Linked DNA regions of Homo sapiens: all the other regions are linked to region 1. Evidence: read pairs that join two places in POLR2A ChIA-PET (ENCODE). Cell type or tissue: OCI-LY7. All regions are shown on one strand. Region 1 has its middle 65 kb from the start of MRPL46. Region 2 overlaps LOC105370959 (a long non-coding RNA gene). Region 3 has its middle 75 kb from the start of NTRK3.

Region 1 (2,500 bases):
GCTATGTGAGGCAGGAGCCGATTCTCCCCACCTTCCCCCACTAGCCCACAGGGGGTTCCTGCTAATGATTAGCTCAGGCTGATTCTCATTAATGCTCTTTATTTACAGGCAGATGAATCAATTATGGAAAATACGGTTTTCTCTTCTTAAGTCGGTTTTGTGCTTCATTTTCGATCTGCTGGTGTTCTGGGCAGAGTGCAGCGCCCCGACCTTCTCAGGGTGATGAGTCTGGTGAGAAAATGAAGAGGGTGTGTGTATTGGTGGTGGGTGTGAGGGACGGAGGGATACAAGATGGCTTCATTAGGAACAGTCAAGGGGTGGAGACTTGGAGAGGAAGGATCTAATTGAGTGTGCACCCTCCTTCATGTCCCCGCCTTGCCCAGAATATGCAAATCCTGATGAAAACCAGGAGCTGAGAGAGACCGTGTTGTCTCCAGAGGACTGCTGAGATCCTTTGCTAACAGGAATAAGCACAACTTACACTAGCTTGCAGAGTGGGGCTGCCTCCAAGCATGCACTTATGCTCCTCGACCTACATTTTCTTTGTCTTTGTAATGGAGATCGTGTGTGTGTGTTGGGGGCGGGGTGGGGGGGGTGAGTGCATGAAATCAGCAAGTATGTGAATAATCCTGCAGTCACATCTATGTACTGAGCACCTACTATGTTCTACTCTATTAGGGAAATGGCTGGAAAACAGGCAGTCATGACCCTATTTCCTCACAGTGTGGCGAGGAAGACAGAGTTGGAGCAATTAAAGATGCAATAGTCCATCTAAAAGAGCTTCAGTTGGGGACCTAACTTGGCCAGAATGATTAAGGATTAAAGAGTGCTTAAGATGAGACCTGAGAATGGGTAGCAATAATTAGTGGTAGTGAATGCATTTATACAAAATATATACTTGTGTGTACATGTGGGTGCACATGTACACACAGGTGCACGCGACAGATGTACACACGAAGTAAAATTCTAGGTAACTGAGTAAATAAATTAGTCCACAGAGAAAAAACTTCCATATTGCCAAGTTTATCATCCATTAAACACCCAGAAGATTTTATTGCCAACAAATTAGATGTTGATTTTTAGAAAATTAATTATATATTTCCCTGCCCTCCTAAGCAGCGTAAGTATCGCTTTCGTCATATTTCAGGGTCTTTCGCTATGACTGACATGCCAGTAGGATGCTTAGAGAGAGGGCTTCCTCAGGATTTATTTGGGGGTATGTAATAATTTTATTGCACTGAGATGGCTTCAGACTGCTTTGCTTTTTGAGTTCTTATGTCTGCTTTTTATAGTTTGCTGTCTCTTTCTGTGCTCTCGGGCTGTCAACTGTCACTTCCTGCAGCTGTCAGTAAGCCTGGCATTGGCAGGCCTCACCACTATCAGCATCTGCCCCGCCCCCAACACTCACAGGCTCAGCGATTCCATTCTAATCAGGTACTGACTCAGTTGGCTTGGCTTATCCAAGCTGTAAAGCAGCGCTCTGTAAAGTGCAGCCCCTACCCCAGCAGCAGCAGCTCCACCTGGGAACTTGTCAGAAATGCCAGTTCTTGGGCCCCGTCCCGGACCTGCTGAATCAGAAACTCTGGGGGTGGGACCATGTATTTAACAAGCTGTCCTGGTGATTCAGATGTCCCTAAAGTTTGAGAACCAGTGCTGTAAGGAAGGATAAATAGGGTCCAAGCGAGGGCTGTGTTGCTCTCCTTTGTGCAAGCTGCGTGAGCTTTAGAGCATCAGCCCTGCCTATGTTCTGTCCAGTCAAGGAGCCTGTGTTCCTTCCTGGTTCTGGGCTGTGTTCAGTGTGATTGGATTGTTTCAGGATATCTGAGTTGTAGGAAGATGAGAGGCCGGCTGTGTGAGTCTGAGTGCACACAGAACAAGAGTGAAGGACAGAAAGATAAAGACGGGGCCAGAGCTATGGCTTATGCTCAGCTCCCCAGCTCTTAGCTGCTGGAGTTTCTTACATCTTGGTTCCAGAGCCCTGGCCTGAACTCTCCAGCCAGGAGCCCTGGCGGTCTTCAGGTGGCAGAAGGGTCTTCTGATTCCGTCTTGCTCTCCCACACATGAGTAGCTGCCGGGGGCCCAGGCTGAGTGGCAGGAACACCCAGAGAGGCAGCAGCTGCCGGTGATGCTGCCAGAGACTGTCCAAACGGAGTTCTGAGGAGGGACAGCTAGGATATGTGTGGGAGCCTCTGAGATGCATGGATTTGGGTTTGTAAACATGGGCCTGTTACATTTAGGGTGGGCCACGGGCTTAGGGAGAGCTCCGTAGCATCTTTTGGCAACAGTTGAACATTTTGAGTGGTTTTAAAACATTGCTTATTCCTTATATAGTAGGAGGCCTGTTTTAGCACAGCTTGTCGTCAAAGGGGAGGAGAGAGGAGGGCGTTGGCACTGGGTGAACACCCATTGTGTGCCAGGTACTTTGCATAAATCTTGTTTTGTCGTTACACCCTTCTCCAGGGGCTGGGGCTTATTAGCTCTGCTTTACAGACTAGGACAG
Region 2 (2,500 bases), 54 kb after region 1:
TAAGTTTGAGTCCTTTAATTTTAAATTCCTGACACTCAGGAAATATTCTAATGCTTTGTAACTTTATAACCACTCACCCCTACCCTCCCACCACCACCCTCTTTCTTTTCCTCTCTCTTCTGTAAAATTTTGGTGTGGTGATTAGTATTTCAGGGATGCACCAACCACGGGAGTTTTCTCAGCTTGAACTCTCAAAAGAACATTGAAACATCCTATATAGTTTTGATGCATAGAATGTACACCAAATAAAAAAAAATGTGAAACTGGAGCTTCCATTATTGTCCTCCTGAGCTGCCACGCCTACACTGTGAATAATATTTGTCTTACTCAGATTAAGACGTGCACAAGCCAAGATGAACCTACTCAAAAAATAAAACAAGTGCTTCCAGCCTTCCTGTACCTGCTGGAATTTTCTCATGTTTCCCTTCCACAAAATGCAACAATTGCTGAGATGCTGCTTCACCTGCTGGGAAAAGGTGTTCGTTATCCCTGAACAAGACAGAATGAGGACCCTTTCCAGAATGTCAAGCAGGTGTTGTCTTCTGTCACTGTGCTGGTTTGAAGTGTTGCACACCAGGACTGAAATGAGCTTTGCAAAGACAATATTCTGTCAGGAGTGCTATAATCATGGTTTTGGCTTATTTTTGCACCAGTATCTTGATTCCAAGAAACATTTATAATCTGCCAGATAAATGTATAGTTCAGCATTTCCCTAAAAATACTGGAACACTGAATGTTACATTTAAGAAAGAGTTCTATGGTCAGGCAAGTTTAAGAAACACTAGGTTAAAAAAAAAGTTTAGGCGATAATACACATTGGTTAAGCAGAACCTTATAAATGATAATGCACATTGTAAGTATATCAGAGCAAGGTATGACAGGGTTCCTAAATTTATTTTATCACAGATTTTTTTTTTAGGTGGGAACATCTATTAACACTCTACAGAGCACAGTGTGGGACAAATCAAATTATAGCAATATTCAGTAGAATTTTTTATCCCCAGACCTTGAGAATTCAATACAAATGAATAAATGAGACTGTTCGAACACACACAATGGAAAGAGATTAAAAGAGATAATACTCTGAATTTATAAGTATAATTAAACCTAACAAACTACACATTTTTAAAACAAACAGCTTCTCTGCTTATGAATTTCCAAGTTGCAAACTTTTATAGATAGAAACAACACAAAGCTACAAAACAAGATCACATTAACTCAGCCTCCCACCAAAGGTGGTGGTAGTTGCAGTGTGAGGTTCTTTTAGTCTGGACCATAGAGTCCTTTGTTGTACAGTCATGCACCAGATAACAGAGTTTCATGTAACAACAGGAAACAGGTGTGTCCCATAAGATATAAGACTGTATTTTTACTGTACCTTTTCTATGTTTAGGTACACAAATACCTACCACTGTGTGACAGTTGCCTACAGTATTTGGCATAGGAGCATGCGGTGCAGGCTTGTTGCCTAGGAGCAACAGGCTATACCATACAGCCTCTTGTGTGTGTAGTAGGCTAGGTGTGTAATAGGCTAGACCATTTAGGTTTGTGTAAGTGCACTCTGTGATGTTCACACAATGACAAAATCACCCAATGACACATTTCTCAGAATGTATCCCCGTGGTTAAGTGACACATAACTCTTAGTGGCAATCTTGCTGGGGTTCTATTTAGTTCCAAGGTATTTTGCAAACATTAATTTCATTGTATCCAGTGAATACAAACGCAGTGAACGTTTTAAATTGCTGAAATAAAAGGTGTGCAATTGTTATGGAATTGAAAGAAGAGAATTGTATGGAATTGAAAGATTGAAAGTGCTGAGAAAAATAATGCCTGTTGCTCTATGTGCTGTGAGTTTTCCAAAAGGAGGTGTGGTTCAGAAGGACAAAGCACTTAACTTGCAATGCGCTGTGCATACACCGTCCATGATACTCAGCAAGAGAGGAGGAAAAAGGACAAACACAAAAACTAGAGCAGAGCACTGCAAGATCCGCATCCAGATGGGCTACCTATCAGCCAGATACTCATTCAGGAGAGATCTGGGACATAGCTCAGTGACCTAAACGGCAGAATATGCTGAAGGTGCTGTTGCTGAACTGTTCATTCATTCGTTCACTCAGCACCTATTTTATTTTATTTTTTGGGACAGAGTCTCACTCTGTCGTTCAGGCTGGAGTGCAGTGGCGCAATCTCAGCTCACTGCAGCCTCCACCTCCTGGGTTCAAGCAGTTCTCCCTGCCTCAACCTCCCAAGTAGCTGGGATTACAGGTACCCACCACCTCACCCAGCTAATTTTTGTATTTTTTTAGTAGCGATGGGGTTTTGCCATGTGGCCAGGCTGGTCTTGAACTCCTGACCTCAGGTTATGCACCTGCCTCGGCCTCTCAGTGCTGGGATTACAGGCAGGAGCCACCATGCTCAGCCACCTATTTTACTGAGTGTCCACTATGAGCCAAACATTGTGCTGGCTACGGGGAACACATTAGTGACTAAAACAGATA
Region 3 (2,500 bases), 71 kb after region 1:
CCATCTCCATCCTTCACTCTGCCCTCAGCACCATGATGGCTGTCATGAGTGTGCTCTGAGGTCCTCAGCAGTAGTTGGACCTCAGCCTGGGTTGGAAACACAGGTCATGTACTACATGTGCATAAAATGTGGGACACAAAGCTGGTGTGGCCAGGAGGTCATCTGGTCATCAAGACCAGTCCTTGCCCTTGGCAGATGACAACCCAAACCACCCAAGACCATGTTCACTTACCCTGCATTATAACCCCCCAATCTCTCTTCTCTGGGAGGTCTGCCTTCAATCATCCTGACAGTCTAGAAAGCCTGCCCTAAGCACTTCCTCAAGTTTGAGCAGGAGCATTTTCTAACTGAGCTATTGGCAGAGGGGAAGTTGGCCTCACTAGTGTGGTTGGGACTCATCCCTGGAGTAAGGTGAATAGACCAGACCTGTTGGAGCTGGCTTTGATTCAAGTGTGGGAACAGGCGGTTGGACCTCATGAGCTTTAAGTTGCTTTCCATGCTGATTCCTAAATTTCCCTCATTGTGCTGTGGGTTCCTTTCATTCTATGCTCTGTGCCGCCTCTTTCACAGCCACCTTGTGCCTCCTGAAGGATCTGCTTCCTAGGAGAGTTGCCTGTAGAGAGATCTGAGCCTACCTTGAAGGCAGGGCATGTGTCTTGTACATATGCCCTGTAAGACTAGCAGGAGGCATGATAGAGAGAAATTTATTATTAATACAAACATAGTATTTTGCTATTATTACTAATGCTAGTAATTATTGTTAAAATTACCATTACACTTACTATGATCTGAGTATTTCAATACATTATTTGTAATCTCAAGCAAACCTGCAAGGGAGGTATCATTACTACCATTTTCAAATGAGTAAAGTGAGACTCAGGCCAAGTCACTTGTCCTCTGTGCTGCAGCTAGAAGGGGAGGCATCACGACTTTCTCCCAGGCTGGGCAGCTCTGAAGCTCTCTCCCTCTCTCTCTTTTTTAGGTGGAATTGGATGATCATAATCATGTTTCCAAATATCATCTCATGACTGGAAGAATAATAATAGCAAACCATATTGAGTGTGCTAAACTAGGGTTATTGTCCATCTGAAGGTCCCCAAAAGGATTTATGGCACAAGGGGAAGTTTGTTTATTGTTCTAATTCTGCTGATCATGCAGCTTTCCACAGCTCTAGGCCAATGGATTGGGGTGGGAGGGCCCACATTTAGTTTCTTGGGTAGACAAAGAGGTCGCTGAGAAAATGCTATCGCTCGGGGGTCTTCCGGCCCATAGATGGCGCTGTTGGACCCTGGGAAGTCCCACGGCCCAGTTGCGGAGGGATGGAGGTAGCGTTGTGGTGCAGTCCCAGCTCTGCTCTGTTAAAGGGAAGGCACAGATCTGTTTGTAAGAATGCACCTTGGAAGCAGCCTAAATGACCACCAAGATGGGCCTGGTTAAATAAATTATGATACGTCCATATATTGGAATGCCATGTAGCCATTAAAAATTTTGACATAGATTTATGTTGGTTGATATAGAAAGATATCTCACAATGTATTTTGTCGAGGGAAAAGCATGCCTCGGGACATTTCATATATATAGCATTATCCCAAAGATATTAAATTGTGTGAGACAGAGACAGAGACAGATAGCAAGCCGGATGTTCACCAAAACTATGAACAGCGTAGATCTTTAGGTTGGTGAGATTTCAAATGATTTTTACTTTAACCTTATCTGTAATGTGGGGGTTTTAAAAATAAAAAAGCATGTCTTATCTTTACAATAGGGAAAAATCAGATTGGTTTCCATTTGAAAATGTATAAACCAAACCAAACTGAATGTCTCTCTAACTCTCCCTGAAAAAAGTCTCTTTCAGAGTGTAGCCACCTCTGATGTCTCATCTGTGTTAGTGACTAGTTATTCCCTCTTCAAGGAGTGGAGACATTTGTCACCAGTGTTAGAGAAAAGCCCTAGGAGGCTTTTCCTGGGGCAGTTCCAGGGCACGTTTCACAGCTCAGGCACGGGGTGTGATCCCGGTCCTTCCCACCCTGTCTCAGCGACACCCATCGCCCCCTCCCCAGCCTCCACTTTCCATTCTCTCCTTCCACGCCTTCACCCTCTTTCTGGTGTCTCCAGAAGCTTTCATATCCACACATTCTATTCAGCAGCGAGTCCCTGAACTTTCTAATTGAGATCAGAGATAAATATAGTGGGGAACGCAGGAGGGAGAGGGAGGAGGCCTAGTTTTAATTTGCAGCACTTCCCATTAATAACAAATTCTAATTAAAAAGTCTCTGTCTTCCAGCCTCAGTCCAAGGGAAATGTGTCCCCAGGTCTGTCTGGCTGGAATCTTTGTGACAGTGAGTTCGGGGTGCAGATTTCTGTACTAGCTGAGCCCTGTCTGTCAGAAGCCATAATTAAGCTGGAAAAAAAAAAGGATGTCATCTAAGACCATAGGGATCTTCTCTTGCTGCAGTCCTAAAATGAGGCCATATGCCTTCCTTGGACAGAGGTGCTTCTG

Evidence for each region. ChIA-PET counts read pairs that join two places held together with the same protein. Peaks named below come from ENCODE experiments on the same cell type or tissue, not always from the same donor. Only the 100,000 strongest peaks of a DNase experiment are listed, where the experiment ranks them.
Region 2: POLR2A ChIA-PET joins it to region 1 with 16 read pairs; 3 of 35 experiments call an interaction of 5 or more read pairs at or near these places.
Region 3: POLR2A ChIA-PET joins it to region 1 with 10 read pairs; 2 of 35 experiments call an interaction of 5 or more read pairs at or near these places.

The regions. Positions count from the first base shown.
Region 1 is chr15:88,401,446-88,403,945 of GRCh38, reverse strand. No RefSeq gene overlaps it. Among named protein-coding and RNA genes, the nearest start is that of MRPL46, 65 kb to the left of the region's middle. RefSeq lists an enhancer at 686-2,500. In OCI-LY7, no CTCF peak of the experiment used is centred here; DNase peaks (open chromatin) are centred at 425, 1,365, 2,095 and 2,415; H3K4me3 peaks cover 2,402 bases; H3K27ac peaks cover 2,500 bases.
Region 2 is chr15:88,347,830-88,350,329 of GRCh38, reverse strand. The region is part of intron 2 of LOC105370959 (a long non-coding RNA gene); the gene reads right to left. Among named protein-coding and RNA genes, the nearest start is that of NTRK3, 92 kb to the right of the region's middle. In OCI-LY7, CTCF peaks have their summits at 1,010 and 1,210; a DNase peak (open chromatin) is centred at 1,339; H3K4me3 peaks cover 1,072 bases; H3K27ac peaks cover 1,623 bases.
Region 3 is chr15:88,330,173-88,332,672 of GRCh38, reverse strand. No RefSeq gene overlaps it. Among named protein-coding and RNA genes, the nearest start is that of NTRK3, 75 kb to the right of the region's middle. In OCI-LY7, CTCF peaks have their summits at 1,068 and 1,270 (motif pointing right); a DNase peak (open chromatin) is centred at 1,292.